Linked DNA regions of Mus musculus: region 2 is linked to region 1. A link is a loop called in an ENCODE intact Hi-C map of the cell type or tissue named here. Cell type or tissue: gastrocnemius. All regions are shown on one strand.

Evidence for each region. Hi-C counts contacts between places; a loop is a spot of excess contacts. Peaks named below come from ENCODE experiments on the same cell type or tissue, not always from the same donor. Only the 100,000 strongest peaks of a DNase experiment are listed, where the experiment ranks them.
Region 2: it touches region 1 in a loop (1.8-fold over the local background); 2 of 42 quality-filtered maps call a loop at or near these places.

Annotation. Positions count from the first base shown.
Region 1 is chr1:156,834,600-156,842,599 of GRCm38, forward strand. All of the region lies in intron 8 of Ralgps2 (Ral GEF with PH domain and SH3 binding motif 2), which reads right to left. Angptl1 (angiopoietin-like 1) reads left to right here and starts at 4,424. Exons shown (of 5, transcript NM_028333.2): 1 at 4,424-4,638. In gastrocnemius, no CTCF peak of the experiment used is centred here; a DNase peak (open chromatin) is centred at 4,257; H3K4me3 peaks cover 4,345 bases; H3K27ac peaks cover 4,816 bases.
Region 2 is chr1:156,776,541-156,784,540 of GRCm38, forward strand. No RefSeq gene overlaps it. Among named protein-coding and RNA genes, the nearest start is that of Gm39683, 36 kb to the left of the region's middle. In gastrocnemius, no CTCF peak of the experiment used is centred here; DNase peaks (open chromatin) are centred at 3,765, 4,264, 4,843 and 5,202; H3K4me3 peaks cover 1,451 bases; H3K27ac peaks cover 3,912 bases.

The sequences.
Region 1 (8,000 bases):
CAAGAACAAGCCTGCACTGCCCAGCATTCTCACCAAAGGCCATGCCAGAGAACTACCAACTTGACAATGTATACTCAGAATGCTAGAGATGCGTTTCTTTCTTAGGTCCTTGAGACTAGAAATGTGTATTTCCCTACTCAGAGATTTAAAAAAAACAAAACAAAACAAGAGAGACTGGCCAAAAAAACTTCAGCATTCTTGGAATTACCATAGCACCTGCAAAACAAGGGCCAATCACATCAGTGCCTAAAGGCGCCCTAGCCTTTCCACTTTCTGTTAGGTTCATGAAACACATTTCCCAGTGCCATCACTAATAAAGCAGGGTCCACGCACAGTCTTCTGCATCTTCTGTAACAGGATGACTGACAGCCTACCTTTTATACACAGTTAATCCCACAGAATCCTGGACTCTAATCCTCACCTAATACTGCATTTGGTACATTGACTTGTATGTATGTGGTTTGTGCTGCTAATTTTAAGTCCATGACTCAGTATCTGTGCAATTTAAAATGGTAATAATGGCTTTGAAAAACAAGCAACTTCGGAATGCTAAAAATATTTTATATACAAAATTAAAGAACCATGTTTACTGGTATTAGCCATAAAAAGGTAAAATTTGTAAAGAACAGAGTGTTTATTTTTAAGTGCACATTACCTACATCATGAGTCTTTTTTTTTTTTTTAAATCAGTGTAAGACAGGTCATTTGCTAAGGTGTATATCTGAAAGAGACCTGCAATAGAAGGCAGAAATTTCCATTTAATCCAGGCTTGATCCAAAATAGACAGAAGATCATTACCAAAGTAGCAGATTTGAGTCTGTTTCTTTTTTCTCTCATTTGAGATGGGATCTAAGTAGCTCTAGCTGGTCTAGAACCTGATGTATAGACTAGGCTATCCTCAAACTCATCTGCCTCCATAATACTAAGGTTAGGGATATGCCACCCTCGCTGGCTTGAGTCTGTTTCTTTATCCAAAACTCTGTGGTAACAGCATGTCACATCTAAGAAATTACTGGAGAATTTGTGAAAAACTCTTGAGAAGATATAAACTGTCCTCCATAGTCAAGCTGTTCCCAGTGGGTTAAGAGCCCTGCTCTATCTGGATTGGGTTTCAAAAGTTGTTCCTTTCACTGCATGCAAAATACATATATCCCCAGATTATGTACTCTTTGTTACGGTCCAAGCAGCAGGAGCACTGAAGACAGGAACGCTGAGTGACAGGAACGCTGAGTGACAGGAACGCACGCACGCCAACTCCCAAAGCACACGTCGGCAACAACCATGGCTGGTCATTACAGGGCACTGGGGTTTACCTCACTGTGGGCAACTCCAACATTCATGTTGGCTCTGCCGCCAGCTCCCGGTGGCCTTCAAGACACAGGACCAGCCGGCTGGCAGCAGTTGTACATTACCATGCTAGGGCACCACCGGTGGTGCCCTCTACAGCTTCTGAAAGGCTGAGTCATGACATCATGAGTCTTTCGATGTTACTTTATCAATTTGCTAAACCTGAGTAAGCCATTCTCAATTCTTTCTCGCTCTTAATTATATGCAATGGTACAGAGGTTCAGGGCCTAGAGCTCACGGTTCTGACTTGTATTGGACTGTGATGTGCACTTTTACATACAGATCCACAAAGGGTTGAAAACAGTGTTGAACTACAATATAATCAAGATGTATTCTGAGGTGTATTTACCATTAAATGCAGATGTCTTAAAATTAGCAAAACAAAGTACCTACATCAAGGTACTAAAAACTCTTTTTAGCCAAGGTCACAATTCTGGACCTCCTCATTATAACACTTTATCAGCTGGTCTTCACCACTACCTAGTCACTCGGCTGACAGTGACGGAGCCTCCGCATGCTAGGCAAGCAGGACAGGCAAGCAGGACGGCTGAGCTACGTCTCCTCCCTCCCTCTTTGCTCCACTGTTCCTCCTTTCCACTTTCCTAGCTTCTCGTCCTTGGGGGCTCCTTTCACTGTTCTCCATGGCTGCCATTACACCTCACTCTACAGCGCACTCTCTGTAGTTCCTTAGTTCTGCTTTTCAGGATTTTCCACAGAACTCATCTCCATGTTTAATTTTCCATGAAACAAGCCAAATCAAGTGTTATGTGGTCCTAAAATCTGTCACTCCAATTTTTGAAAAATGATGGTTAGTAACAGAAATTGTTCAAGTAAGAAAGCTAAATAACTCTCAAACTTAAAGCTCAGAGGAACCATCTCCCATCTCCCAATCCGACTAGTAGTAGTGAATGAAAACACCACTCAGTAACTGTGGGACACAAACCAGAGCTTAGAAGCTACTATCTTATCTGTCCCCGTGAAAATCTGAAAAGGGTCCAGGAAAACTCCAATCACTTGCTTTCCCTAAAAAAAAAAAAAAAAAACAGAACCCAGAATAGATGGCAACAAACAGTACAGCCTCATAGACCCTCATGGCTGTTGACATAGTAACCACCAATAACCATCAGCATTTTCCTGTTAAGATTCTAGTTGGCTTATTTATTATTTAAAGTTTACAGCCCCTTATATATTTAAATATGACAGAGGCGTTCTAAGAAATACTTCTACAAAAGTGGTAACAACCTCGTCCAGTAAGTAAAGGATACAGGTCCTACAAGACAACTGGAAGGAGTTAAGGCAGTGAGGGGGGTGAAAGCACACAGCGTGTGTAGCATGAGAAGCCCCAAGGCCTCATTCAGCAACTAGGATGCCAAGAAAGCGATGCTTTTGAGTGAGAGTTAAAAACTCAGGTTCTACTTATCATTGAGCATTAAGCCAAGCTATTGAAGATGTTGAAATTCGGGTTTCCTTAGCTATTGAATTACTAAATATTTGTTTCATGAAAAAAATAGTTATTCAAGACTTACTCTTTTGCTCTTTTGGAACCTATTTTTATAGTAGAAAAGGCTGGGCCAGAGGACATGATGATTCATCTTCAGTTCACAGTCAATGGGGAGTCAACGATCCTTTGGGTTTTCTTTTTTTCTTTTAATTCAGGGTTGTGTTTGTTTTTAAATGATACCAATCAACTAACAACAACAACAACAACAACCACCACCTTATTTTGACAATTGACACTGAATTGACTAGTTTTAACTCATCTTGACACAAGCTAGAGGAGGAAGCCTCAACTGAAAATGCCTCCATGAGATCCAGCTGAGGGCAAGCCTGGAGGAAATTTTCTTAGTGATTGATGTGAAAGGGCCCAGTCACCCCTGAGCTGGTGGTCCTATGGCTGGGTGCTATAAAGCAGGCTGAGCAAGCCAGTAAGTAGCACTCCTCCATGGCCTCTGCCTTAGCTCCTGCCTCCAGGTTCCTCCCCTGTTTGAGTTCCTATCCTGACTTCCTTTGGTGATGAACAGTGATGTAGAAGTGTAAGCCAAATCAACCTTTTCCTAAGTTGTCTTTGGTCATGGTGTTTCTTCACAGCAACAGCAACCCTAGCTAGGACAGGAGGCATAATTTTATAGGCAAGTATATTACCTATCACAGAACTTAAGATCAGAAAAAGCATCAATTATGTATTACAGAATTTAAGATTTTTCTTTCACCAGATTTACCAGTTTCCCTTGTTTTAGGTGACTACATATAAAAACAAGGGGTGTGTGTGTGTGTGTGAGTCAGGTTCTCACTAGCCCTGGCTGGTCTGCAGTGTGTGCATGTGTGTGCGTGTGTGTGTGTTTCTTCAGTCAGATTCTCACTTATTAGCCCTGGCTGGCCTGGAGCTCACTGTGTATTCCAGGCTGGCCTCAAGTTCATAGGGATTCAACTGCCTTCCGAGTGCTGAGATTAAAGGTCAAGCTAATAAAAGCAATTTTCTCTTAAACATTACACAATTACTTACAATTTTAAGCGTCCCGGAGGCTGTCAGAATAGCACTGTTAGGTGGCTGCTTCTGGGGAAAGTCTAGCTCCTTACAGCCTGCAGCTACTTCTAAAGTGGATTTCTTTTCTTTTCTTTTCTTTTCTTTTCTTTTCTTTTCTTTTCTTTTCTTTTCTTCCTTTCTCTCTCTCTCTCTCTCTCTCTCTCTCTCTCTTCCAACTCAAAAGCTCTGTGGCAGGCAGACTAAAATGTTTATTTTATAATTGCCTGCTGAACTATGATAGCCTGTTTCCAGATGGTGCCCTTCCTTCAACCTGCACACAATCTCTCCTTGTTAGAGCTATTCAGCCTCCTGCTGATCCAGCTCCCCCAGCCCCACCTCGGCAGCGAGAGGAAATCCTAAGGAGGAGGTTCCTACCCCCTCTCCTGGCTCCAGCTCTTTTCTAATGACGTAATATGTGGGCTGAACTTGAGTCTACTGAGAACGAGAGGGAATCACTCTTCGGACTGTGTGGACAGTCTGTCAGCTGCGGCTGGTTTCTGCACATTTCCATGCAGCAGACAGCACAGGCACAGAACCTTCTCTGCTGCATTAGAGAAGTCCACAGATAGCCCCAAGTTACATAGGTGGCCCAGCAAACTCAGTCCATTAGTGCTGTGAAAAGAAGTTCCTTACTCCTTGGATTCACCGGTCAGAGCAAAAAACGCAGTTACCTCTGAAGTAAAGCCGAACAAACTTCTACACTGATCTCAGAGAGCAAGGGCAAGGACGCACGTTCACGGACTCGCTTTTTTCAACAGACAACAAAGGTATTTTAATATTTCTCTTAGATTTATTCAAAATTCTATGTCAAATGCATCATTGTCCTTTGTACTAGAAAGTAAGAGATTTCTCAGGGAACTTTAGAAGATGCTGCCAATTTGTATCTGAAGGTTTTGTTTTGCATCTTTCTGTAAAAATAGTCATGAAGTGCTTCATATGTGACTACAGATTGAGACATACATGCTGGGTTCTAAACACAAATGCTCTAGTGACATTACAAAATTTTACAAGTAACTCAGTAAATGCCTAAGGCTTACACAGCGAAGGATGTAGGATAAAGGAAACAACTGTGAGCGCGGTGAGTTTCTCTTCTGAACACTGGTGTGTGTGTAAAGACGTGCACCAACTACTGCGATTTTCAAAGTATGGCTACAAAACAAAGCTAAGAGCTGGTCAGCTGAATGCTTGCAACAGAATCTCAGTTACAACTGAACAAAACTCTTCTGAGTCTTTGTTAATCTATGTTATTTCTTGTTATGATTAATCATTTTAAACAATTTCCTACAACAGAAATTTCATTTCAGCAACAGATTAAAGCTGGAAATTCCTTGGAAAAGTAATATTGATACAAACAATAATTAAAACCTCCTTCAAGGTCAGGATTGAGACCTGTCAGGGTCACCAGGATTAAGCATATGAACTCAGAAAATGTCAGTACTGAAGAAAAACTGGCAAGGCCAAAAGCCTGTTTTAAAAAAATAAAAATAAAATAACCTTCCTAACTGTCCCTAAGAGGCAGGAGCATGCCCTCAACATTCTATTGGGGGGCTTGGTTAGTCATGAGAATTATGAAATTGCTACTCACCAACAGCAAGCTTTAACACCAAAGACAGCAAGCGGTTATGGTGGGAGGATTCCCTGACTTTTAATCTTTAGTGGTAGGAATTTTCAACAAACAAATAATAGTAATGTTCAGATTTTGTTTTTTCAACTTTGCTTAAACATTAAAACTCTCAACTCTGAGCTCTGTTAAATACGTATTTTACAGGAGAGTCTGTAAAATCTCGAAATCATACTCCATCTGAAACACCATCATCTCCGTGGCTCCTGCCACGATGAAAGCAAGTCTCACTCACCTATGCAGGCATTTCACAGAGCGAATGCACGTGTGTGTCTGTGTGCGTGCGAACGAATCACAAATGATCACGTCTGTCTATTTTGGGGACATTTCCAGGGCTATTCTTAGGAAGGTCTTCCACCTGGCCAGTCAGTGCTCCTCAGCTAACTTCAATGCCTTTGGCTTCTCTCAGTGCAGGGTACAGCCAAAGGGAAGGGAAGGGAAGGGAAGGCAGCTTTTATCCTCCTTATAGCTGGCAATACAGTACAGAGAAATACTACTAAGAATATGAATATAAGTGCACAAGCTTTTTTACCCCTTTTCTAAAACCCACCAGGCAAAGGCGCAGTTCAAACTTGAGTGACTGTAACTAATTTTCCACATTCCCCTGAGACCTAGGAGAAACCCAACATAAATAGGAAGGGTTACGAGGTGACATATCTATGGCGCTTTCACTGAACATACGTGGGAAACATTAAATAAGAAAGTATTTTTAGACAATGTGAGAGTGAACAAATTTTAAAAATCAATTCTTCGCTTATATCTAGTCTACTACTTAAAGATGTCTCTTAACTCCAATTAAAGAGACAATGCGCTCATCACTGATGGAACAAGGAAGCAAAGAACAAACAGCGACCGGAAGGAGCTTTGAACACCATCTTAAATCTTATGATTGATTTTACGAACCATAGTGACTCAAGGCAGAGTAGACCAACACCCCAAATATTCCTCAAGCTTTTAATTTAAAAGTTCCCTTGTTTTGGTAGCTTATTTCATTCTAGAAAGTATTTAAATAATTTTATGAGTCAAGTCTTCAGTACTGACATTTCCTGAGTTCATACTATTAATCCTGGTGACCCTGATACTTCCTTTCTGTCCTATTATTAAAATAAGACAAGGAGAGTTAGGAGAAATGATATATATTTGCCCAGAGGCTAATGGCTTTTTACCTTATTTTACTGTTCTGTTTCTTTGTTTTGATAAAACTACAGTTAAATTCCAAGAATTTCCTGTAAATATAACTCCAAATATACCATCAGTTTTAGTACAGGTAACTCTTGGAGAGTAAGAGATGCTCTGTGAGAAACAGTGATTCCTCAGGTTTGTATTTCCTGGTGTCAGAAGGCACAACACAGAACAGGAGCCAACTTTCTCACTTGTGTGCCTTTGCCATCAGCCAGCCACAGAAAGCTCCGAGTAAATGGTATCATTTCACTGAGCAACTCCCCAGCTCTTCCCAGTCTTTGCTGTGTTTATTATTTCTCTTCTGGAAACAGCATCTGAGGACCTTGCTTTCCAGTGAGGTGGCGGCCATCTATCTGCACAGCCGCCGAAAGCCCACATTTCACTAAGAAAAGTGTGTTTGTGCGTGCATGTACGTATGGGGTTGCAAGTCAGATTACATAAGCAGCAACTGATGGAGCACACATGGGCAGAGAGGAACGACAGCAACATGGGGTGTAGACCAGGCCAGACTGCAGACAACGGCATGCACATGCTTTTGCACAACACACGAACAGGCCAGAGAAAGCTGCAGGCAGCACATGCCAAGATGCCTTCTGTTACTACAGACACTGTAAAACACAGGTCCCAGGTCTAGTATCTGAATCCCATATGAGTGGTTTTGGTCCTCGGGGACTTCTCTTTTGAAAGTGATACCATTTCTTTTCTTCATTCTGCTACAGAGAGTGCAACTCTGACAGAATGTAGTTTAGAAAGAGGAGCCATATGATGAAACGGTTAACTTAAAAACATATACCCAGATAGAAGACAACCTGGGTTCAAATTCTGGCTCTATCTTTTAACAGCTGTGTGGCTACTGATATGCCTTTAGGGCACCACTTCCTGTACAAATGAGTATCAGAATCATCTGCCTCACCAGGCTGTGATGTTCATATATAAGGAACTGAAGACAGCCATGCCTCCTGAGAGCACTCACTAGGTATTCAGTAGTGTTAGTGCTGTGCTGTCTGGACTACACATAAACAACCGGGGTCGACCTCTTAGATCAAGAAACAAGGGCTGGGGTAGTAGCAAAGATGGCAAGAAAAGGTCCTGAGGTGCCCTCTGCTCCTCGGGTGCCCTCTGCTAGCCTTACAAACAGCAGATGGCATGAAGCTGCTGTGGGGTAGCTTGGCCATGAACCTGAGCACAAACACACTTTGCCCACTTCTTCCCCAGTCTACTGCACTACTCACTTGGGAGTGAACTAAAGAGGAAGGAAGAAATCTAGGTTCTTGGAAAGAGTTCCAGTGTCAGACTGGAAATAACAGGTAATCCTCATCTGCCACA
Region 2 (8,000 bases), 58 kb before region 1:
GACAGAGCTTGTAAGTGCTGGAGCTGAAATTTAAACACATCTCTCAGAGTGGGGGGTATGATCCTGCCTTCCTGTGACTATAAAGAACAATCTTTCATCTGACTGTAAAACCCACAGTTTAACTTGGACTGTCTATGGACAAGAGACAGATATAGTATTGTTCCTTACCAAAAGTAGGAGATGCCATTCCTGGGACATTTCCTTCATTCTGTCATCCGAAGGATAAACCCAGCATAGCATAGACCAGCTACTAACAGGCTGAATCCCCTTGGCCTGGTTTTTCTCTCTGCAGCCTGTCTTCCTCCACCCCCACTGTAGCTGCTAAGTATTACATTGACCCTTCCTTATTATGGGCCTGTCTTAGTCAAGGGTTATTATTGCTATGATAAAATATCATGACCAAAGCAACGTGGGAAGAAAAGGGTTACTTCACTCAGAGTTCCGTAGAACAGTTCATCATCAAAAAGCAGCGAGAACAGAAACTCAAGCAGGGTGCCAACCTGGAGGCAGGAGCTGATGGAGAGGCCATGGAAGGGTGCTGCTTACTGGTTTGCTCGGCCTACTTTCTTATAGAACCCAGGACCACCAGCCCAAGGATGGCACCACCTACAATGGGCTGGGCTTTCCCCAGGGATCACTAATTAAGAAAATGCCCTACTGGTTTGTCTACAGCTGGATCTTATGGAGGTGTTTTCTTAATTGAGGGTCACTCCTTTTTAGATGACTTTAGTTTGTATCAAGTTGACATAAAACTATCCAGCACAGGGCCCAAACCAGTAAACTATCGGTGGTTTCATGCAAGCCATTGTCACCTAGGCTACCTTTCCTGCCTTGATTACATTTCTCCTCACCTAATCAGCAGTCTGTCTTGTCCAGACCTAACTCTCAAGTTTCAGCTTGGAGCCACCACCTTCTCTAAGAAGCCAGCTGGCTCTCCAACTAGAAACAATATTTTCTGAATCCCTGGTCACACTCTTGCAAATGCTTCTGTCTGGTCAGGGAGCCATGTTGAATGTTTGTTTACCTGGTCAGCTCTTGGCACAGCAACTGGCAATGTTGTAGGTGCTAGTCAAAAGCCATTTTAGCTCCACTGTGACTTCCTGATTCTTGGATGGCAGTGTCTGCCAGGAATTGAGCTTGTAGAAGAATCTGAGTGGGGTGGGCAGTAAATCCTCAAAATTCACAGCCCTACCCCGACACGATCTGGAAAGGGGGGATAAGGATGTATCATATATCATATAAATATATATATATATATATATATATATATATATATATATATATATATATACATATATATATATATATGTATGGAGTCTGGGGGGGGGTCATCGTTAAGTCAGACTGAGTGGAAGGATTACATGAGAATGGTCAACAGATGAACCAGGGAGGGATCCCTTTTCCTGCTATTTGACCGAAGACATGCTTGATCAGCAGAGACAAGAGCCACAGGTTTAGTCATTGCCTTATGAAAGATTTAAGGACAAAGAGGATCCGCTGGCTGGGGAGTCAGAAGGCAGTGGCTTTGCATTTCCAGCTGGTTCCACTCTGCCCCCTTGGCTGCCCTCCCCTCCAAGGCTTAATTAAAGTGGAAAGGATTAATGGGTTTCTGGTCTCTTTGGAGGCTGCAGAGGCTGAAAACCTACAAGTCTGTCTGTGACCTCTTTAGAAACAACAATTTAGATGACTGTATGGCCCAGAGTAGCAGGTCCTCGAAGGGCGTGGCTTCTACTCCATATCTCCTGGTTTGAGAATCGAGAAAGATAGGACTTGAAGGGGCTGACAATCCCATTTCTTTGTGGGCCATAGCCCAGCACACACTCTTAAGTCAAGCCTGAGGGAATTGGTGTGCTGAGCCAAGGGAGCTCAGGGTTTCGGCCTGCTGATCTTTCCCCACATGCCCCCAGACCCGGGCAGCAGGATTCCCTGAGAGACCAGGGCAGCAGGGTCCCCTGATCACTTTTTGTTTGTTTGTTTGTTTTTTATTTTTTATTTTTGTTTGTTTTTGTTTGTTTTCGAGACAGGGTTTCTCTGTGTAGCCCTGGCTGTCCTGGAACTCACTTTGTAGACCAGGCTGTCCTTGAACTCAGAAATCCGCCTGCCTCTGCCTCCCAAGTGCTAGGATTAAAGGCATGCGCCACCACTTTGTACAATCTCTACCATCTCTCCTGACTCCCAGCTCAGAGAAAGCAGATGGTGCAGGTATGCTTCTGAAAGAAATTGTGGGGTGTGTGTGTGTACATAGTACAACCCCAAATACACATACAAACTACTTGGGAGTATTATACAGAGCTGCACACATGTACGGAATCTAAATGATTGGTTCACTGTTTAACTCAATCACTGAATGCCAGGAAAATGGCAGGCAGTGTGGATGGTGCAAGAATTTAGGTTCCTGACTGGCAGGTAAAACAGCAGAGGTCAGACAAACAGGCAGACAGGGCAGAACAACCCATGTGAGTTAACAACAGGCAAAAGCATCTGGGAGACCGGATGTTGAGGGCCAGGTGTTGAAGGCACTGGAGGAGGAGGGTCCAGAGAACTCTGGCAAGGCAGGGGCTATTCTGGGAAAAATAGGTAACGCAGATGGCATTCCACATCAGGAGTACTCCAGGCTGAGGCCCAGAGGCAGAGAGTCTGGGACACGCCTGAGGGCCTCTGTCGGGAAAAAGTGCAGGGTGAGGGGCTGTGCAGCCAGAGACTGCCTGGGACCGAGTCAGAGCTTTGATTGATTCCTGCAGTTGCTGGGAGCTTGCTCTGGGATGAGAAGATGCCAGTGGAGTTTTCTAAAGCAGGCGAGTGACAGGAACAGGTTTGGGGTGTAGAGATGAACACAGTGCTTGGTGTGGGGTCCTGTCCACGCCTTAGCGTCCAGGCAACTTGATGGGGAGGAGCCACTTCCACCAGTACGGAACAGAGCAGGCAAACTGGGAGAGCAGAGAGAGGGTGCCGGCTGGGGCGGCCAGAGAGACCGTGGGGAGTATTAAAAAGCCGAATGCTGTGATTGAGAGATGGGATGAATGGACTTAGGGAGGTGGGAGAAGGCCCGTGGGTTGGTTGCCATCTTCAGAACTGAGGGTTCTGGGCAAAGATCAGGCCGGAGAGGAAGGTGGAGTTCTGCTCTGGGTGCCCCAATGAACATCTTTTAAGTGGGCAGTAATTCACACCCCCATCCCTCCATAAACTCACTAACAACTTACTTCATAGCCATTTGCTTTGTTGGAGAAGATTGAGGGCACAAAGGGGAATCTGCAAATGAATTAAAATCCCTCTTAATGCTGTCACTCAGAGACAGTCCGTGAATGTATTCGTGAATGTGTTCCCCATTTAAAAAGTGTGAATGTAATTAAAAAAAAAAAAGGAATAAAGCCTAAGTCTTTGTATGGCTTCTGCCACTTGGCTGGACCGCAGCTCAGTTCAGATAGGATCTCTGAGGCCTGGATACCAGGCATCAGTGTGCTTTAAAGTTTCTCTGTGGTTCTGAGAACGGGTGCCATAGAGCCGGGACGGTGCCTAGAAGGGAGTCCGGGCAGCCCACGTTGGTTCCATACTGTTTTGGAAGGCCTCAGGAAGAATCCCAGATTAGGAATAGTAAATCAGGGACCATAGACCGTTTAGGATCAGACGGAATAGAGATGGGGTCTGAGGAAAGAGCATTGTGAAATCGGAGCTTCCGGGGCCGGCTCCAGCCCAGTGGCTGCCTCTGACTCTCGTGGGGAGCCCCTTTAGCGTTCACACAGTTACCAGAACACCCAGAGACTCCAGCCTTCTTGTTGGCCATTGGTCTTGAGGACACAGTCAGTTGCTTAACCAAGTCAGTGTTGGGTACTACCTACCGAGAAAGCGACTTTAGACTCTTGGAACTGGTTCACCTTCGTAGAGAAGGTGAGGAGGCAAGAGTGTTTCTGATACACACCAGAGCCCTGAGTCCAGGAATTGTAAACACAGACAGACTGCCAAGTCTCACTCCAAATATATTCCAATGAGCTCATACTTTCATATGCAGCGGAATTAAAAAGAGTCTCTCTTTCTTTTTTCTTTTCCATTTTGGATGACAGAATCAGTCGATCTTTTGGGAGTGCTGAAGCCGGAGTCGAACTTAGAGCAACAGCCAGTTTCGGCCAGTCAAAATCACCCGCAGGCATATTAAACACACCGCCCAGCAATTACCCTGTCAGTGCAATTAGACCTTTGGATGAGTTCCTGAATATCTGCAGCCAGTCCCCAGCCCCTGGGAGAGGTCTCCAATCACGGATCTTCTGAGGAGAGTCAGGGAGGCTGGAGGGAGCCGTGCATATTTGGAGATGATTAACATTTGGGTTTGGCCTCCTTGTGTGTCCACGAGAGCATCATCTGTTACTTGTTGTCTCTTTGGCCAAAAAGGCAGCATCCAGCGTCCTGTAAGGAGAAGGCTGGAATTTTTTTTTTTTTTTTTTTTTTTAAGAAAAGCTTTTTAGGTGGAGCCCAGTGAAAGGCACACGCAGCCTCTCTTTAATGGATGTCTCACATACAGGACGAAACCGAGAGCTTGTCTCTGCTCCCCAGGCTGTGGAGGCTGAGCTGACTGAAGGTCTGATCCTGAGGGTCACCCTTTTGGTGGCCCCTGGGGTGATGGAAGAGCCGATCACTCCAGCTCCTGACTCCTGGCCTTTGCCCTGTGTCTACATAAATCAACCAGCAGGGTAGCTCAGAAATATGACGAATACCTTGGCTGGTCCCGCTTGAAAAGACGGGGAGGGGAGGGATTCTAAAGTAACCAGGCCTGGCTAGAAATGCAGCCAGAATTTAGTGTTCCCAGAGCTGAAGCCAGCTGCTTGGCTGGGGAAAGTCTTCCCTCGGGGCAGCCCGAGCTCTCCACGCGCAGGAGGAGGAAAAGGCTGTAGTGTCTGTCAGAAACATTATTCACAAAATCTTGGACACGGCTAAGCCCTTGCTGCGTGCTGGAGAGAGGAGTGGGGGGTGGGACTGGGAGCTTTTGCCTGGGCCGGCCTGATGCTTGTGTATAGCCTGGGTTTGAAGGCCACCATTTCCATGAAAATCTCTACGAGATGGGTGTGCAATGGTTGTGTGTATGGAGGGGCCAGTGGGGCAAGAGCCTTTCTGAGTACTGTTTCAAGTTTACAAGCAGGCTCTAGGCTTGGGGGCTCAGTGTGGGAGTCAGTGTCTGTTGTCACATCTCTGGAACTCAGTTGGTCTTTCTGGAGCACCAGGCTCTGGTCAGCAACCTGCTCCCAGTCCCTGCCACCGTGCCAGCGTGGTTTAGCCTAGAGGTTTGTTTTGTCTTTCTGCTGTTGTTCTAATGCAGTTTATTTTGTCTTACCGCTCTCGCTTTGGTTTATTTTATTTTTGGTGGGGGAGTCTAGTTCAAGCTGGCTTTGATCTTCTCTGTCCTTGTGTTTAAGCCTCTCGGGAGAAGGACCAATTATCACATGGTTTGCTTTGTTTCTGAGAGTCATGAAGACAGCATTCTAATCACCACAGACCTGAGGCCCTAGGAGATTGCCCGTGCTCAGTGGGACCGCAGAGGAGATCTGTTTTGAGCAGAGCTTGGGTGGGGATCTAGCCTCTTCAGCAGTAGGCTTTGTGGACACGTGTGTCTGAGGCACTGAAGAACTGCCTCCTTGGAGGTCGTTAATCACATTAAACTATTCACTCCCCTTTCCAAGACCTCCCCCTCAGCACTTAAAAGCATTGTTTATTGAAAGAAACGTTTTTTTCCCTTGGTAGGGAGAAGCTCTGCGGGGCTCTCACTGAAAGGAGACAGGCCATTATCCTCCTGCCCTCAGACCTGCCTTGCCCTATCTTGACCACGGTGTCAGTCTTCCAAACTGACTGCCAGAGCAATTAGTTTCCCTCAGGGCAGGGTGGATCATCAAGGCAGGCAGGCAGGCGTGTGTCCAGGGGCTTCTTGACACTACAGATACACTAATGCAAACCCATTTTTCATTAGAAGAAAATAAAACTCGCAAGTGACATCAGCTGAAAAAAGGTTCTTTGAGAGCAAGTAATTTCCACTCAGAGCCGAGCACATGACAGCTGGTGACTTTTAACGGAAAGTAAAATTTGCTGGGCTGAAATACTAGCAGCCCACTGGAGAATTTGTTTTTAATTTTCCTTTTTGGAGGAGGCCAGCACTTCAGAGTCCAGCAGAGCAGATGCGAGATGGAAAGGTCTGGTCTTATGTATAACTGTGGCCTGAAAGGACCCTGGACAGTCCTTATAAAACTGTCCCCGTATAGGGATCCTGCGCCAGGATCAGGGCCAGCCTGGTCTACAGAGTGAGTTCTAGGACAGCCAGGGCTACACACAGAGAAATTATGTCTTGACAAAAACAAAGCAAAAAAAAAAAAAAAAAACGAACCCCCCTTCTGATTCTGCCATTAGGGTTGTATCCCCAAACAGTTCTGCAAACTTCTCACCTTTCCTCCCCTTAGCAGAGAGCTTAGGCATGAGGGAAGCTAGTGTTGCTATTGAGTGCCTGGCCCATCAAGTTCAATTGCTGAAGCCCAAATGGCACTGGAGGTGGAGCCTTTGTTTAGATGAAGTTATAATGATGGGGCCTCTCCATGGCCACAGCTGATGTCCTTATTAGATAAAGAAGTGTCCAGAATTCTCTGTCCATGTTATGTAAAGACACAGAGAAGATGGGCGCTTACAAGCCTTGGCTGAATAGACTCTGCTGGTATCTTGAACTTGGACTTTGCAACTCTTAGGGCCATGAGAACTCCCTTTGTTGTTTAAGTAACCAGCCTCTGGTATTTTGTATTAGTGGCCTCAACTGATTAAGACCATAGTGAAGTCACCTAGAGGACCCTGTCACCGCAAGTGACAGGAGAATGAGGTACCTCTACAGCTGAGCTCATTGTATGGGCCAAGCTCAGCTGCACATTCTATTTCACACCAAGAAGAATCGAATTTCTTTTTCCTACTTGTGGAGTCTATAGCATTTGTTCCCTGTATGGGCAGTTGGCAGCACCTTTAGCATTTGGGGATGAGGTAGAGAGAGAGGGGAGTCCTCACAGTAGGACTGAGATCAACCACCTGCAGACACACTCCACCTCCATAGAGGTTTGGCGATGCAGAGATGAAGATCTCATTCGTTACTCCATCAAGATTAGGTGACACCAAGTTTACTGAGAGATTAAGAGACACATTAAAGTTAAAAGCTAGAGATAAGGTGTGAGTTGTATAAACCAGTGACCTGGTAAGAGTTAAAGTGGCTAGGCATAGAAGACCCTGTGGAGACCTTAGAGAGGTGAAGGGAGAAGATCTAGTGATGCTGATGTGGGGGTGACACCGTCCTTCAATACCTTTCCTCTGATTCCTGCTTCCCAAGCAGTTTTTGTTTGTTGTTGTTGTTTTGTTTTGTTTTGTTTTTCGAGACAGGGTTTCTCTGTATAGCCATGGCTGTCCTGGAACTCACTTTGTAGACCAGGCTGGCCTCGAACTCAGAAATCCCCCTGCCTCTGCCTCCCAAGTGCTGGGATTAAAGGCGTGCACCACCACCGCCCAGCTCTCCCAAGCAGTTTTTAAGTAACTGTCTGGAACACACTGGAAAGAGAGTCCAAGACAGCGGTTTTGGAAAGATACGTCCCCACCATCCACTGGTTCAAAGACATGAGTTTGGTCAGCCAAGACTCTTGCATGCAACCTGGTCAATCTTGTAAGGGCTGACTGCATGGGCTTTCTGAAACGTGCCTGTTAACCGCAGGCATGGCTCCAGACCTGCACCACAGCATAGATATGCTCTGAACTCCTTTGACCCGAAGCACTAGCCAGGGGACATCACCTCTGTGATCCCATCCCCCTTGGTTACCATGGTTCCCAGTGCTGAGAAATGACTTTGCACACACTGAGCCTTTCCTATTCACTGCCTTCCCCCCTTCAGAAGGTGAGTTTGCTACAGGACGCTCCCTCCCTCCCTCTGTTCATTAATTGAGCAGCATATCAGCCACAGGGATACTCAGTGACTGAAATAGCATTGTAAACAAAGGTATCCA